Regions from separate parts of the Homo sapiens genome. Here region 2 is linked to region 1. Evidence: read pairs that join two places in POLR2A ChIA-PET (ENCODE). Cell type or tissue: Caco-2. All regions are shown on one strand. Each heading gives the region's core, and the rest is flanking DNA. Links, peaks and the distances in the headings are about the cores only.

What was found. ChIA-PET counts read pairs that join two places held together with the same protein. Peaks named below come from ENCODE experiments on the same cell type or tissue, not always from the same donor. Only the 100,000 strongest peaks of a DNase experiment are listed, where the experiment ranks them.
Region 2: POLR2A ChIA-PET joins it to region 1 with 6 read pairs; 2 of 35 experiments call an interaction of 5 or more read pairs at or near these places.

What each region holds. Positions count from the first base shown.
Region 1 is chr17:2,043,769-2,052,897 of GRCh38, forward strand. MIR132 (microRNA 132) reads right to left here and starts at 6,240; the gene lies at 6,140-6,240. It overlaps MIR212 (microRNA 212), which reads right to left and starts at 6,612; the gene lies at 6,503-6,612. LOC124903896 (a long non-coding RNA gene) reads right to left here and starts at 6,181. Exons shown (of 2, transcript XR_007065576.1): 1 at 5,393-6,181; 2 at 4,939-4,990. It overlaps DPH1 (diphthamide biosynthesis 1), which reads left to right. Exons shown (of 13, transcript NM_001383.6): 13 at 1-130. RefSeq lists silencers at 5,936-6,735, 6,746-6,895 and an enhancer at 7,441-8,336. In Caco-2, for the core only: no CTCF peak of the experiment used is centred there; DNase peaks (open chromatin) are centred at 5,906, 6,283 and 6,713; H3K4me3 peaks cover 2,479 bases.
Region 2 is chr17:1,816,188-1,823,416 of GRCh38, forward strand. The region is part of intron 2 of SMYD4 (SET and MYND domain containing 4); the gene reads right to left. Among named protein-coding and RNA genes, the nearest start is that of SMYD4, 10 kb to the right of the region's middle. In Caco-2, for the core only: no CTCF peak of the experiment used is centred there; no DNase peak of the experiment used is centred there.

The DNA of each region.
Region 1 (9,129 bases), core at 4,992-8,991:
TGTGTTACCTGCTTCTCCCTAAGTGCTCTAACCTCGCTGAACTATGAGCCTGAAGGGTGGGTCGATGCCAGACCTTAGGTGGAGGCCAAAGACAGTACAGAATAAACAGCTTCTTCCTAAATTGACCCCATCTTGAGGGTTTCTGAGATTGATGCCATTCTTTAGTGACTACAGCCAAGGCCTAAGCAATCCAGCTGGTTTTCCCCTTGGGGCGTGTAGTTGTTCTTGGATACTTTGAGGATTGCTCACTCTTTTTTTTTTTTTTTTTGAGACAGGCTCACTCTGTCACCCAGGCTGGAGAGCAGTGGCCAAGATCCTGGCTCACTGCAACCTCAGCCTCCTGGGTTCAAGCAGTTCTGTCTCAGCCTCCTGAGTAGGTGGCGTTACAGGCATGCGCCACCACGCCTGGCTAATTTCTATATTTTTTTGTAGAGATAGGGTTTTGCCACGTTGCCCAGGCTGGTCTCAAAACTCTTTAGCTCAAACAATCCACCTGCCTCAGCCTCCCAAAGTGCTAGGATTATAGGCCTGAGCCACTGCACCTACCTAGGATTGCCCACTCTTTTTTTGTTTTCTTTACTTTTAAAGACAAGGTCTGACTCTATCACCCAGGCTGGAGTGCAGTGGCACAATCTTGACAGCCTCCACCTCCCGGGCTCAAGCCATCCATCCTCCCACCTCAGCCTCCCAAGCAGCTGGGGCTGCAGGCGCAAATCACCATGCCTGGCTAATTTTTGTATTTGTTGTAGAGAAGGGGTCTCACCATGTTGTGCGGATGGTCTCCAACTTGCGAGCTCAAGCAATCCACCTGTCCTGGCCTCCCAAAGTGCTGGAATTAACAGGCGTGAGCCACCTCACCTGGCCAATTGCCCACTCTTAATGAGTTCCCTCCCATTTCCAGTGCCACCTGACACCCCCCACCCCCTGACACACACACACACACTCTTGTTTTCTGACTTCCTGCCTCTGCAAGACAAGAAGCCTGTTCTTTTTCTGGAAGATCACACCAACTCCTGTTTAGCCCTCAGACATAGTTGCCAGGGAGCTAAGCAACTGAGCAGGAATTATGGTCAGGGACACAGCACAAATACTCCAGCCCATTTTTCTGACAACCAGACTAATATCCCTTACATTACCGAAAGTTCTGGGTTCCTCACTACAGAGATTAGCTGTCCAAAATTAAAAAAAACAAAACAAAACAGAATTATCCGCCCAGAGACCTAGTTACTGGGTGTGGAAAGTGTGTGTGGGGAGGGGTGGGAGGTGGTTCTCCCTTGCTTCAGTTGGCTTCTGCCTTGTTTTAAGGAATCTTCTCCTTTAGCAAAAGGAGGAGACTTTGGAATGGATTGATTACACAGACTGTGGTATCTGACCCATTGAATTTTAGAAAAAATTCTGATTTAAAGTTTCAGAAATTGCACAGAAAATTTCAGATTTCTGGCTTCTCTGGAAATGATAGATTTGCAGTTCAGGGCTCCCATACCCTCATGGTAATCATAGGCTGCCCCCTTTAGCACGGTCCCAAGAGGTGAAAACGACTTGTACACCCCAGCTGCTTGGGATTATTGAGGACGAAAGTAGAGAGAAGGGGAGAAATATTGGGGAGTGAATTTTGAGCCAAGGCTTAAAATTAAAAGTGGGGGAGGTAGAGCCCAGCAGTAGTAGGTGGAGGAGAAGGGCTCCTGGCCGGGGGTGAGGATTCCTCCTGAGAACCATAGTGTCCAAGCTAGAGGGAAACATGGGGTCCACTAGTTCTCGACAAGTGGAACAGGTCACTTCCCATCATGCCGTCCAGGAGCAAGAGAGACTCTTAGGGGGTTGTGCCCCTCCCCACCCCCAATACGCAGATTCTGTGTACCATTTACATCCAGAACATTGGTTAAAACCTGAATTCTGGCCCTGCGTGGTGGCTCATGCCTGTAATCCCAGCACTTTGGGAGGCGGAGGCGGGCAGATCACCTGAGGTTGGGAATTTGAGGCCAGCCAGACCAACAGAGAGAAACTCTGTCTCTACTAAAAATACAAAATTAGCCAACCATGGTGGCGCATGCCTGTAATCCCAGCTACTTGGAAGGCTGAAGCAGGAGAATTGCTTGAACCTGGGAGGCAAAGGTTGCGGTAAGCCGAGATCACGCTATTGCACTCCAACCTGGGCAACGAGAGCGAAACTGTCTCAAAAAAAAAAAAAAAAAAAAGTAGCTGGGCGTGGTGGCATGCACCTGTAATCCTAGCTACTTGGTAGGCTGAGGCAGGAGAATTGCTTGAACCCAGGAGGCGGAGGTTGCAGTGAGCCGAAATTGTGCCACTGCACTCCAGCCTGGGTGACAGAGTGAGACTCCATCTCAAAAAACCAACTTGAATTCTGGGGCCAACTCCAGATGTACTGAGTCAGAATCACTGGGACCCAGGAATCTGCATTTTGGCAAATTGCCCCCATCATTCCCAAGCAGGGATTTGAAAAGCCACTGCCTTAGGGGTTGAATGAAAGCCTCGGGTGAGGGTGTGTTATCTGAAAAACCCCTAGTGTGACTCTCTTGCAACCCACCAGGGAGGGGAGCAAGCTCCCCAGAACAATCACTGCTTAAACATTTTCAATTTATAGCAAAGGAAAATTAGGTCTGAAGGATAGAAATAGGAATAGCATTTATTTATTTACTTACTTATTTGAGACGGAGTCTCGCTCTGTCACCCAGGCTGGAGTGCAGTGGTACAGTCTCCGCTCTCTGCGACCTCCGCCTCCTGAGTTCGAGCGATCCGCCTGCCTCAGCCTCCAGAGTAGCTGGGATTACAGGTGTGCATCACCACTCCCAGCTAATTTTTGCATTTTCAGTAGAGACAGGGTTTCGCCATGTTGGCCAGGCTGGTCTTGAACTCCTGATCTCAAGTGATTCGCCCACCTCAGCCTCCCAAAGTGTTGGGATTACAGGTGTGAGCCACTGCACCCGGCCAGAAGAGCATTTATTGAGTAATAACTGTATACCAGACATTGTAATAAGCAAGAGCTTTAATGCGGCCTAATTTAGGGCCAGGTGCGATTGCTCATGCCTATAATCCCAGCACTTTGGGAGGCTAAGGCATGAGGATCAATTGAGCCCAGGAGTTCAGAACCAGCCTGGGAAACATAGTGAGACCCCCTCTCTACAAATAATTTAAAAGTTAGCTGGGTGTGGTGGCATGCACCTGTGGTCCCAGCTACTCGGGAGGCTCAGGTGGGAGGATCACTTGAGCCCAGGAGTTTTGAGGCTGCAGTAAGCTGTGATTGTGCCACTGTATTCCAGCCTGGGAGACAGAGCTAGACCCTGTCTCCAAAAAAAAAGAAAAAAAAACAAACTACAAAAATTGGCTGGGGGTGGTGGCACACACCTGTAGTCCTAACTACTCAGGAGGCTGAGACAGGAGAATTGCTTGAACCTGGGAGGCGGACGTTGCAGTGAGCCGAGATCATGCTACTGCACTTCAGCCTGGGCAACAGAGCAAGACTCCATCTCAGAAGAAAAAAACAAATAAAATTATATATATATAACACATATATATTTTATATATATTAGGCAATAAATATATATAGCTTAAACCTTACAACTTCATGTTTAATCTCACAACTTCATGAGGTAGGTACCATTATTATTATTATTATTTGAGACGGAGTGTCACTCAGCCACCCAGGCTGGAGTTCAGTGGCACGATCACGGCTCACTGCACCTCCGTCTCCTGGGTTCAAGTGATTCTAGTGCCTCAGCCTCCCAAGCAGCTGGAATTACTGGCAAGCACCACCATGGCTGGCTAATTTTTTGTGTTATTAGTAGAGACGGAGTCTGACCATATTGGCCAGGCTGGATTATTATTAAGACAGGGTCTACCTCTGTCACCAGGTGCAGGATCATGGCTCACTGCAGCCTCGACCTCTTCGGCTCAAGTGACCCTCCCGCTTCAGCCTCCTGAGTAGCTTAGCTGAGACTACAGGTGCCACCTATCACACTGGCTTTTTTTTTTTTAAGACATGGGGTCTCACTATGTTGCCCAGGCTGGTCTCGAATTTCTGGGCTCAAGCAGTCCTCCAGCCTCTGCCCCGCCCCGCAAAATGGTGTGATTACAGGCATGAGCCATGTCTCCCAGCCCTAAATAATGATTTTTTTTTTTTGAGACAGGGTCTCACTCTGTCATCCAGGCTGGAGTACAGTGGTGCAATCACAGCTCACTGCAGCCTCAACCTCCCAGCCTCAAGCAATCCTCCCACCTCAACTTCCCAAGTAGCTGGGACTACAGGTGTGCACAACTAATTTTCTTTCTTTTCTTTCCTTTCTTCTTTCCTTTCTTTCTTTTTTGTAGAGATGGGAGTCGCATTGTATTGCCCAGGCTGGTCTCGAACTCCTGGGCTCAAGAGATCCTCCCACCTATGCCTCCCAAAGTGCTGGGATTACAGGCGTGAGCCACTGTGCCCTGCCCTAAATGATTTCTAAGATGCTAAACAACCCTGACGTACGGTCAATCCTCTGGTTCTTTCCCCTCTGACCACATTCTGACCTCTTCTCAGAATATCCCAACCATTTCTGTTTTCCACCTCTGATTCCACCTTGGATTCCTAGAGCTCTTAGGAGAGAGAACCCCCTTAGCAAGGAACCTCTCAACAGCCCCAGGCCCAGAGTGAACCCGGGAGGCGGAGGTTGCAGTGAGCCGAGATAGTGCCACTGCACTCCAGCCTGGGCGACAGAGCGAGACTGTCTCAGAAGAAAAAAAATAAAAGTATATGTATGTATAACATATATATAATATAGATTATATATATATTAGACAATAAATATATATAGCCTAAAGCTCAAGGTGTACCCCCCACATCCCGTTCATTCTGCCTAAGTGCACAGAGCTGGGGTCCCCTCCCAACACCACCCCTTCACAAACATGTAGTAGCCTAACAGAATACTTAAGATCAAAATAACATTCTGCTGTTTTTGGATTTTTACTTACATGATCCTATTTAATCCTCACAGTGCACCTGCCGAGGAGAAGAGATTATTATCCCGTTTTACAGAAAGCTCAGAAACAGAATATGGCCCCTTAACCACCAGTTGCTGATAATGCCAGGTTGGACCTCTGGCTTCCCAGAGCACTACACCCAGCAGTCCACTGCAGTCCACCCACTGACATCCCCTGGAACCCAGAAGCAAGTGCGTTTTAATCTGCAAGACCTCGGGGCCCTGGGGAGGTGGGATGGCTAGCATGTGGGTGTTGATTAACTGGGAAACCGGCACGAGTGTCTTAGAAGTACTTCACAAAGGAGCCGGGTGGGGAGTGAAGGAGGGGGTGGGGCGTGAGACGTTAAGAAAAATTGGATTAACGTGTCGTGGGCTGGGTTGCATTAACCATTCCCAACACTATCTCTGGGGAAGTCTCACACCTGATATTCAATAGACATCCCCTGTAGTGGGTGATGTTGGCAGAGGCAGGCGACATATACAATAATATTTTTAGAGATCCTTGTTCACACTTCATCCGCACCAGAGGACTTCAGCCCCTGTGGTATTCACTCCTCTTTAGGGCTAATTTGAGAAACTGTCTCAGATTGGAATCCAGCACCTAGAGATAGGCTGAGGTGAGCAGGCTGATCTGTTCAGACGCTTCGCGGACCAGGTTAACTTTACAAGCTCATTGGCTTCCAGAGGGTTGGGGACCCTTCTTATCCTCCTAGCTCAGAGGGAAAGATTCAAGAGTTTACTCTTCGCCCAATGCCCACTTCAGCTAGGGGTTCCTGGAAGAACGGGGCTGTGGAGTATCTCAGAAAACTTTCCTCCCTCTACTGTCTTCAGGCCCCAGGAGACAAACCTCCTTCCAAGCCTCCTGGTCCCAGTGGCTTCCCTCTCACCGAAATCGAAAGAACCCGAGTCCCAGCCCGACCCCTTCTCTCGCCGAGCCCTGGCTGGGATACCTTGGCCGGGAGGACAGGACGGCCTCAGGCTGGCCGCCAGACGCACTCCGCAGGACGCGCGCGCTCGAGCCTCGGTGGACTCAGCCGCCGGCCCCGGGAGGCCGCCTCCCTGCGCAGCACCTCCTGCCACCCGCGCGGGCACGTGGGATCTTGACTCGCCGCCCCCGCCTCCTTCTGCTCCGCGTCCCCAGCCCGCGGCTCGGGGCGCGGCGTGGCGCGGCGCGTGGGCGTGCTGCGGGGCGACCATGGCTGTAGACTGTTACCTCCAGTTCCCACAGTAACAATCGAAAGCCACGGTTGCCCTGGAGACGCGGGGGCGGGGCGCGCGGACGGCGCCGGCGCGGGGCGGGCTGACGTCAGGGCCGCGGGGGGGCGGGCGGGGCGGCGGGGGCTGAGGAGCGCGCGTGGGCCACCGCCCCTCGCAGCCCCTAGGGACCCGGACGGGGCGGCCCGATGGCGGCGCCTGCGTTGATCAGCACCGCGGACAGCGGCGGCGCAGGCAGCGGGCCGGGGGCGGGGCCCTGAGGGACGGGGACTGGGGGTCCCCGGGCGCGGCGGCGGCGGCCGGGGCCGCGGTCCTGGGGCGGGGCCAGGCGTCGGTGGCCGTGACTGGAGACTGTTACTGAGGGCGGCCCGGGCAGTAAGCAGTCTAGAGCCAAGGTGCCGGCGCGCTGTCCGGGCGGGGTGCCCCGGTCGCCCCGGCTGCCCCGGCTGGGGGCTCTGCTGCTCCGCCTCCCCTGCGTCTCCCGCCCTGCCCCGCCCGGCGCTCGCGACCAGGCACGCGGCCCCTGACGTCAGAGGGCCGTGACGTCAAAGATGTCCCAGAGGGGGCACTTCCGGCGGGGGCGTGGGGGCGGGGCGGGACCTGGGAGGCCCCGCCCCCCCGGTCCTGAGAGGACAGCTCCGCTCGCAGAGGCGGGAAGCCGTGGGCGCCGCGGGACCCGCTGGACGGGACCTGCCGGGAAGGGGCGCCCGACGCCATGCGGGGCGGGGGTCCCAGGAGGGCCGGGGAAGCGGGGGTGGGCGTCCGTCTCTCGCCTGCACCCCCGCTCAGCCGGCCCGGGCAGCGAGGCTGAGTCACCGCGCCGCAGGGAGGGAGAGGAGGGGGCGCGTCTCCTGGGGCGCCAGCACCTTCGCCTCACTTTCCTGGGAGAATGGCGCAGGAGCCCCAAGAAAGCCGGGGGGGGGTCTCCGAGGTCGGTCCTCCACTCGATGCTCCTCCGAAGTAGCTGCGTGTCCATCGGGCGCCGGCAGGTGCTGCGCGGGCTCGTGTCGTCTCTGGCCCCGGCTCCGCAGCCGCGAGGGGACCCCGGTGCCCCCCGTCCGCCCCCATCCCCACCCCGGAGGGGCCGCCCCACCCGCCGCCTGCCCGTCCCCTCCTCGTCCTCCCGTCCGTGTCCGCACATCTGTCCCTCCGCGGCTGGTCCGTCCCGCTTACCTGGCGGGCCGCGTCGCCACTGCCCGGTCGCCTCCCGCAGCCTGGCCGGCGCGGCGGCTTTTATAGGCGCGCGTAGTACTCGTGCGGCGGCTCATTCATGCGGCCGCGGCTCCTACACACTGACGCGCTGCCGACGTCAGCGGGGAATTTAGGAAATGGGAAAAGGGGCTATTTATAGTGGCGAGGCGGGGGGTGGGGACCGAGGCGACCGGGAGGGGAGGAGGGGGCGCGGAAGCGGCGGCGGGGTAGGGGGAGCCGCGCCCCTGCCCAGCCGACAAGGGGTTAACTTTCCGGAACCGCGGGCCTGGGGCCGGGGAGGCGGCGCGGAGGGGCGCGGCGGGCCCTTCGAGCTTATTCACGCTCTCCTTCCGGAGCCCCGCGGCTCCTGGGGGTCTTCACGTGGCAGCCCCTTCCCCCTCCTCAGTTCCTGGACCTGACGTTTCTGCCGTCACACCCCGCAAGGCCACTGCGGTGTCGCCACCCTCTCGTCCTGCAGGGTGGGCAGGAGAGGAAGCTGGACTCCCGTGGGGGCCTGGGGCGCAGCGAGGGCTGTGGCGTCGGGGGCCGGGAGAAGAAGAGTAGGGGAGCCCAAAGTAGCCCAGGAGTCTTTAGCGGAGGAACCTGGGCCTGGGAGGGAAGGCCCAGCGGGGATTCAGGTACCACCCAGGAGCTGGAGACCCGAGGGACGGCAGAGAAGTTGGGGAAGGTGGGCCAACCTCCCCAGAAATGATGAGCAACGGGATCCTCTATGAGGGAGCTGGGGGAACGCGCCAGAGGTAGGGGTGAGAGGAATGGGCAGCCTCAGCAAGGGAGAGAGGAAAGGCTGTCAGTGCCACGCTCCAGAGCCTGGCATCCAGGACCCACCTTCGGACCATTTGTGGCACGATGGACGCTCCCAGAGCTCACGTTAGGGTAATAGAGAGTGAAGGAGACCAGCAGCTTGGCCAAGAGGGGCCCCCAGGGGATGAGGAGGACGGTTTCCTGGAGAAGTTAATGTTCCCGGAGACCAGAATTGGCAGGGAGAGCCCATGACTTGTGGGGCAGTTCCCCTGGTTGGGAGCGGGGAAATGCATGGTCCTGGCCCAGCCTGGCTCCATCGAGATGGAGGAAGGGTCTAAATGAGAGGAGTGTGTTCAGACGAGGAGCTGGACCAGGATGGGGAGGGCTGTGCAAGGCATGGCCGGAAGAGCGGGGCAGGGAGAGAAAGGTCGAAGAGTGAAGTGCACAGGAGGGCAAGGCGGTCCTCACCCTGCCTGGGCTGGGGCAGGGCTGTGAGACCCTCCCTTACAGAAGCAATGAGGGCTTGAGGAGGGGGTTAGGGGCCTGGGCTGGGGCAGGGCTGTGAGACCCTCCCTTACAGAAGCAATGAGGGCTTGAGGAGGGGGTTAGGGGCCTGGGCTGGGGCAGGGCTGTGAGACCCTCCCTTACAGAAGCAATGAGGGCTTGAGGATGGGGTTAGGGGCCTGGGCTGGGGCAGGGCTGTGAGACCCTCCCTTACAGAAGCAATGAGGGCTTGAGGAGGGGGTTAGGGGCCTGGGCTGGGGCAGGGCTGTGAGACCCTCCCTTACAGAAGCAATGAGGGCTTGAGGAGGGGGTTAGGGGCCTGGGCTGGGGCAGGGCTGTGAGACCCTCCCTTACAGAAGCAATGAGGGCTTGAGGAGGGGGTTAGGGGCCTGGGCTGGGGCAGGGCTGTGAGACCCTCCCTTACAGAAGCAATGAGGGCTTGAGGATGGGGTTAGGGGCCTGGGCTGGGGCAGGGCTGTGAGACCCT
Region 2 (7,229 bases), core at 357-4,356, 230 kb before region 1:
GAATTTACTTATTCCAGGTATTTCATGTAAATGTAATCATACATTACTTTTCCTTTTGTGTCTAACTTATTTCACTTAGCAAAAAGTTTTCAAGGTACATCATGTTGTAGTATAAACCAGAATTTTGCTTATTTAAAAAAATTTTTTTTTGGCCAGGCGCGGTGGCTCACGCCTGTAATCCCAGCACTTTGGGAGGCCGAGGCGGGTGGATCACGAGGTCAGGAGATTGAGACCGTCCTGGCTAACAAGGTGAAACCCCCGTCTCTACCAAAAATACAAAAAAGTAGCCAGGTGTGGTGGTGCGTGTGTGTAATCCCAGCTACTCGGGGGACTGAGGCAAGAGAATCACTTGAACCCAGGAGGCGGAGGTTGCAGTGAGCCGAGAGCACACCACGGCACTCCACCCTGGGCGACAAAGCGAGACTCTGTCTCAAAAAAAAAAAAAATTTTTTTTTAAGAGATGGAGTCTCCCTTTGTCGCCCAGGCTGGAGGGCAGTAGCTATTCTGCACTCTAACCTGGGCAACAGGCACAGTCTAGCTACAGGCACAATGATCGCACACTATGGCCTTTTTGTAGGTGTGTGAAGTGATCTCTCACTGTGGTTTTGGTGTGTGTTTCTCTGATTATGAATGATGTTGAACATCTTTTCGTGTGTCTACTGGCTATTTGTGTATCTTCTTTGGAGAAATGAGTCAAGTCCTTTGCCTATTTTTAATCTGATTTTTTTGTTATTGAGTTGTAGGAGTTCTTTATATATTTCGGATATTAATTTCTTATCTGATACATGATTTGCAAATAGTTTCTCCCATTCTGTGGGTTATCCTTTCACTCTCTTGATACTGTCCTTGGTGCACAAAACCTTTTTTTTTTTTTTTTAAGACAGTCTCACTCTGTCGCCCAGGCAGAAGTTCAGTTTCTCGGCCACTGCAACCTCCGCCTCCCGGGTTCAAGTGATTCTCCTGCCTCAGCCTCCCGAGTAGCCGGGATTACAGGCACGCACCACCACGCCTGGCTAATTTTTGTATTTTTAGTAGAGACAGGGTTTCACCATGTTGGCCAGGCTGGTCTCAAACTCCAGGCCTCAACTGATTTGCCTACCTCAGCCTCCCAAAGTGCTGGGATTACAGGCGTGAGCCACCGCGCCTGGCCTAAAACTGTTTTTTTTTGAGACAAGGTCTTGCTCTGTCGCCCAGGCTGGAGTGTAGTTGGCTTGGTCATGGCTCACTCCAGCCTTGACTGACCTCCCAGGCTCAAGTAATCCTCCCACCTCAGCTTCCTGAGTAGCTGGGGCTCCAGGCATGCGCCACCATGCCTGGCTATATTATTTGTAGAGACGGGGTCTCACTTGTTGCCCAGGCTGGTCTCGAACTCCTGGGCTCAAGTGATCCTTCCGCCTTGGCCTCTCAAAAGAGTGGTGGGATTACAGCTGTGAGCCACCATGCCCAGCCTAAAAGTTTTAATTTTGATAAAGTACAGTTTATTTTTTTTGTTGTTGCCTGTGCTTTTGGTGTCATATGCAAGAAATAACTGCTAAATCCAATGTCAAGATTTTCCCCTATGTTTTCTTTTAAGAAGTTTACAATTGGCCGGGCACAGTGGATCACGCCCCAGAACTTTGGGAGGCCGAGGTGGGCGGATCACGAGGTCAGGAGATTGAGACCATCCTGGCTAACATGGTGAAACCCCGTCTCTACTAAAAATACAAAAAATTAGCCAGGCGTGGTGGCGGGTGCCTGTAGTCCCAGCTACTCGGGAGGCTGAGGCAGGAGAATGGCGTGAACCCGGGAGGCGGAGCTTGCAGTGAGCCGAGATCGTGCCACTGCACTCCAGCCTGGGCGATGGAGCAAGACTCTGTCTCAAAAAAAAAAAAAAAAAAAGTTGTTTACAATCTTAGCTCTTAACTTTAGGTCTCTGATCCATTTTGAATTAATTTTTGTATATGAAGGCACAACTTCAGCCTTTTGCATGTAGCTTGTCATTAGGATACAGACAGAAAAAAAACACATTTTTTCTTTCTCCAGCCTTGCCATCTCTCTCTAGAACTCTGGGGATGTAAAGCCTTTCATGGAGCTAACTGGCGAAGGAGAAAGTCCCAGCTCTGGCTCCAAAGTAGAGTGCAGATTACTGAGATTGGACATAATCGCTTAATACCTGGGACATATCCACATATGCATCATTTTTTCTCTAAGCCATTTGAAAGTAAGTACAGGCATCATGGATGTTCACCTCTAAATATTCGCAGGCCTCTGCTTTAAAAATAAGGACATTCTCCTATATTACTATAATATCATTATCACTAAAAAATTAACAGTAATTCAAATATTATTTAAATGTAAATGTTACCAATTATTCCTAATATGTCTGTTGTATCTTTTTCTCACCCTAACCAATCCAAGATCAACGTTCTCATGTATTGAATTTAGTTATTTCTCTTTAGCCTCTTTTTAGATAGTGGTATAATTTTTAAATTTATTTTTAATTTTTTTTTCGAGACAGGTCTCACTTCCATTGCTCAGGCTGGAGTGCAGTGGTACGACCTCTGCTCACTGCAACCTCTACCTCCTGCCTCAGCCTCCCGAGTAGCTGGGACTATAGGCACGTACTATCATGCGTGGCTAAATTACTTTTTATTTTTATAAAATAGAGATGGGGTCTCGCTATGTTGCCCAGGCTGGCCTCAAACTCCTGGGCTCAAGGGACCCACCTGCTTCAGCCTCCCAAAGTGCTGGGATTATAGGTGTGAGCCACTGCACCTGGCCAATTACAATTTTTTTAATGAGTAATTTTTTTTAAAGATTCAACACCAGAAAAACGTTTCACATTCTGGTTTCGCTTCATTGTTTCCTCATGGTTAGATTCACATTAAACAATTTTTATTAAGAATACGGCTGGGTGTGGTGGCTCACACCTGTAATCCCAGCACTTAGGGAGGCCGAGGCAGGCGAATCACCTGAGGTCAGGAGTTCGAGACCACCCTGGGCAACATGGTGAAACCCCGTCTCTACTAAAAATACAAAAATTAGCCAGGCACAGTGGTGCATGCCTGTAATCCCAGCTACCCAGGAGGCCGAGGCAGGAGAATCGCTTGAATACGGGAGGCAGAGGTTGCAGTGAGCAGAGATTGTGCCACTGCACTCCAGCCTGGGAGACAGAGAGAGACTACGTCTCAGAACAAACAAACAAACAAAATGACTACATAGTTAAATCTATATACTTCTTGTTGCCTCAAATCAGGAGACATATAATGTCTCCCCAGTATTATGGAAGCTAAGTTTGGTCACTTACTTAATGTGGCAATTGCTGAATCTCTGCAATGTAAAGACACCTTTCCCTTGTACTTAAATACTCTATAGGGCCATACTTTGAGATCATGTGAAGAGCCTGTTTCCCAGTGATGTTACTTCTAAAGGTTTGCGCATCTACTGATAATTGCCAGAATCATTCCATCACACTAGGGGTTACAAAATGGCGATTTTTCTAATTCTACCATTATTTCTAAATTTATTAGCTGGCAATCTTTGGTAAAGACAAACTTTCTCCTTTTCCTTCTTTTACTTGTTTCATGTGAGCAATATTTACACAGACATAATATGTATTTACTTATTTTTGTTTGTTTTGAGACAGAGTCTCACTCTGTTTCCCAGGCTGGAGTGCAGTGGCACGATCCTGGTTCACTGCAACCTTCGCCTCTGGGGTTCAAGCAATTCTTCTGCCTCAGCCTCCCAAGTACCTGGGATTACAGGCACCTGACACCACGCCCAGCTAATTTTTGCATTTTTAGTAGAGATGGGGTTTTGCCATGTTGGCCAGGCTGGTCTCAAACTCCTGAGCTCAGGTGATCCACCTGCCTTGGCTTCCCAAAGGGCTGGGATTACAGGCATGAGCCACCATGCCCGGCCAAAAGTCAATTAAGAAAGTAAACTCGGATATTTAGAGTACCACCATGGACTTAAACAATTTATTATCATAAACTATTATCACCATTATACTTTTTCATGGTCAAATTATGCTAATATTGGCCAGTGACAACCTCTTCAGACTGGTTCCTATGTTCTTTTTTGTTGTTTTTGATCCAGGGTCTTGCTCTGTTGCCCAGGCTGGAGGACAGTGGTACCATCATAGCTCACGACAGCCTCGACATCCTGGGCTCAAGCAATTTTCCCACCTCAGCCTCCCAAATAGCTATGGCTACAGGCATGTGACACCATGCCCAGCTAACTTTTTATGTTTTTGTGGAGACACAGTCTCACTATGTTGCCCAGGCTGGTCTCAAACTCCTGGGCTCCAGCGATCCTCTTGCCTAAGCCTCCCAAAGTGTTGGGATTACAGGTGTGAATGGGGTCACCATACCTGGCCTACGCTCTTTTTTATATAAATCTATTAGTCTTCGAGCACGTCCTTGTTTTCTGACACAGGTTATTCCAGTTGAATCAGCACAAAATAAAAACAAACAATAAGCCTGTGAATGTGGATAGTGAAGCTATTAAGAATTTCCTACAACACTCTGGGAGATTATTAATTGCAGGAGTGGAGAGGTAGGGGTGGACAGTGGGAGGTCGTGTGTCTCAAAAGGTTTTCAATAGATGAAAGGCATCTCTTGTGGGAAAACATTCCTCAAAGAATGTCTATTGGCAAGAAAGAAAAGTGTGTGCTTGGCTTTAAACTTTAAAGGGCCAGTTCCTATTTTTACCTAACAGGCATGCATGTGGAGATCAGAAGTTTAAATCTTTTTTGGTTACTTTAGATTGTGATGGAACAGAATTACAAATAGCTCTTTGAGCTAACTTGTTTTTAAGGAGAGAGGTCTGGGTATGAATTAGTGAGAGACATACAGAGCAAACAAAAATGGAGGTGATTTATTAACCCCAGGGGAAACGAGAGCAGTACAAGAAAGGAAATGTAATTCAAAGCATCCTTCACGGTTCATGTGAACAAGACTCACACAGACATAAGAATGTATGCATTGAATGTTGGTTCAATCAATTTAATACTCTATTGGTTATATAACAGTTATCATGAGGGAATGAGGGAAAAACAAAGTATAGGCCGGGCAAGGGGGTTCACGCCTGTCATCCCAGCACTTTGGGAGGCCGAGGAGGGTGGATCACATGAGGTTAGGAGTTTGAGACCAGCCTGACCAATATGGAGAAGTCCCGTCTCTACTAAAAATACAAAATTAGCTGGGCGCGGTGGTGCATGCCTGTAATCCCAGCTACTCGGGAGGTGGAGGCAGGAGAATCGCTTCAACCCAGGAGGCGGAGGCTGCTGTGAGCCAAGACGGCACTATTGCACTCCAGGCTGGGTGACAAGAGCGAAACTCTGTCTCAAAAAAACAAAAACAAAAAACAAAGTATATACCTGTGAGTTGGGAAGAAGAGAGCAAAATTACATCTAAAATTATACAAACTCAAGAAAGAGCAGTATTTGCAATGTTTAGAAATAATAAATTACGTGTCAGAAGGCTGGGCACAGTGGCTCACACCTGTAATCCCAGCACTTTGGGAGACCAAGGTGGGCAGATCACCTGAGGTTGGGAGTTTGAGACCAGCCTGGCCAACATGGTGAAACCCCATCTCTACTAAATATACAAAAATTAGCTGGGTGTGATGGCACACACCTGTAATCCTAGCTACTTGGGTGGCTGAGGCATGAGAATCGCTTGAACCTGGGAGGCAGAGGTTGCAGTGAGCCCAGATCGTGCCATTGCACTCCAGCCTGGGTGGCAGAGTGAGATTCTGTCTCAAAAAAAAAAAAGGTCTGGTGTGATGGCTCATGCCTGTAACCCCAGCACTTTGGGAGGCTGAGGCGGGTGGATCCCTTGAGGTCAGGAGTTTGAGACTAGCCTGGCCAACATGGTGAAACCCTGTCTCTACTAAAAATATAAAAATTATATATTTTAGGCATATATAGTAGTGCATGCCTGTAATCCCAGCTACTCGGGAGACTGAGGCAAGATAATCACTTGAACCTGGGAGGCAGAGGTTGCAGTGAACAGAGATCGCGCCACTGCACTCCAGCCTGGGTAACAGAGTGAGACTCTGACTCAACCTGTTAAAAAAAAAATTAAATGCCAGAAGAAACAGTTAATTTAAAGTAGCTGTCTCTGGGGAATAAGAATCAGGAATGGGGAAGAGTGGACAGGGAGTTGCTGTTTTTCCTGATAAGTTTTGAAGCACTATTTGATTTCTTAAAGTATGTATGCATATTATTCTGATAAAAAATTAAACTAAGGAAGGAAAATATTTTCACTAAGGCATCTGGTCTACATAGTTTTACAGAATTTTTCTACTAGCCTTTAAGAAGCACATAATTCCTACATTATATAAGCTATTTCAGAGCACAGAAAAAGGCGGGAAGCTCTCCAATTCATTCTGAGGCTACCATAACCCACCATGGTATCAGCTGGGATTACAGGTGCCCGCCACCATGGCCAGTTAATTTTTTGTATTTTTAGTAGAGACAGGGTTTCATTCACCACGTTGCCCAGGCTGGTCTTGAACTCCTGACCTCAGGTGATCCACCCGCCTTGGGCTCCCAACATGCTGGGATTACAGGTGTGAGCCACTGCACCCGGTCAGATGATTTAAAAACTCTTACCTTTTATTTACACCACCAATCACCAATTAGAGAATGTAATTGGGGGGAAAAGCCTTATTCACAATAACAACAAAAACCTTACAAGAAGAATAAATCGAACATGAAATGTGTAAGACCTATATAAAGAAAACTATAAAACTTTACTTAAGGACATAGAAGAAGCCTTAAAGAAATGGACATACCCTTTATTTGGATTAGGAAATTTAATATTGTAAAGATGTCAGGTCTCCTTAAGTGAATCTATAAATCCAACACATTCCCAATCAAAAGCCCAACAACATTTTTTATAGAACTTGAGAAGCTGGCCGGGCACGGTGGCTCACGCCTGTAATCCCAGCACTTTGGGAGGCTGAGGCGGGTGGATCATGAGGTCAGGAGATCAAGACCATCCTGGCTAACGTGGTGAAACTCCATCTCTACTAAAAATACAAAAAAAAAAAAAAAGATAATAAAATAAAATTAGCTGGGCGTGGTGGCAGGCGCCTGTAGTCCCAGCTACTCGAGAGGCTGAGGCAGGAGAATGGCATGAACCCAGGAGGCAGAGCTTGCAGTGAGCCGAGATCACGCCACTGCACTCTAGCTTGGGTGACAGAGCGAGACTCCGTCTCAAAAAAAAAAAAAAAAAAAAAAA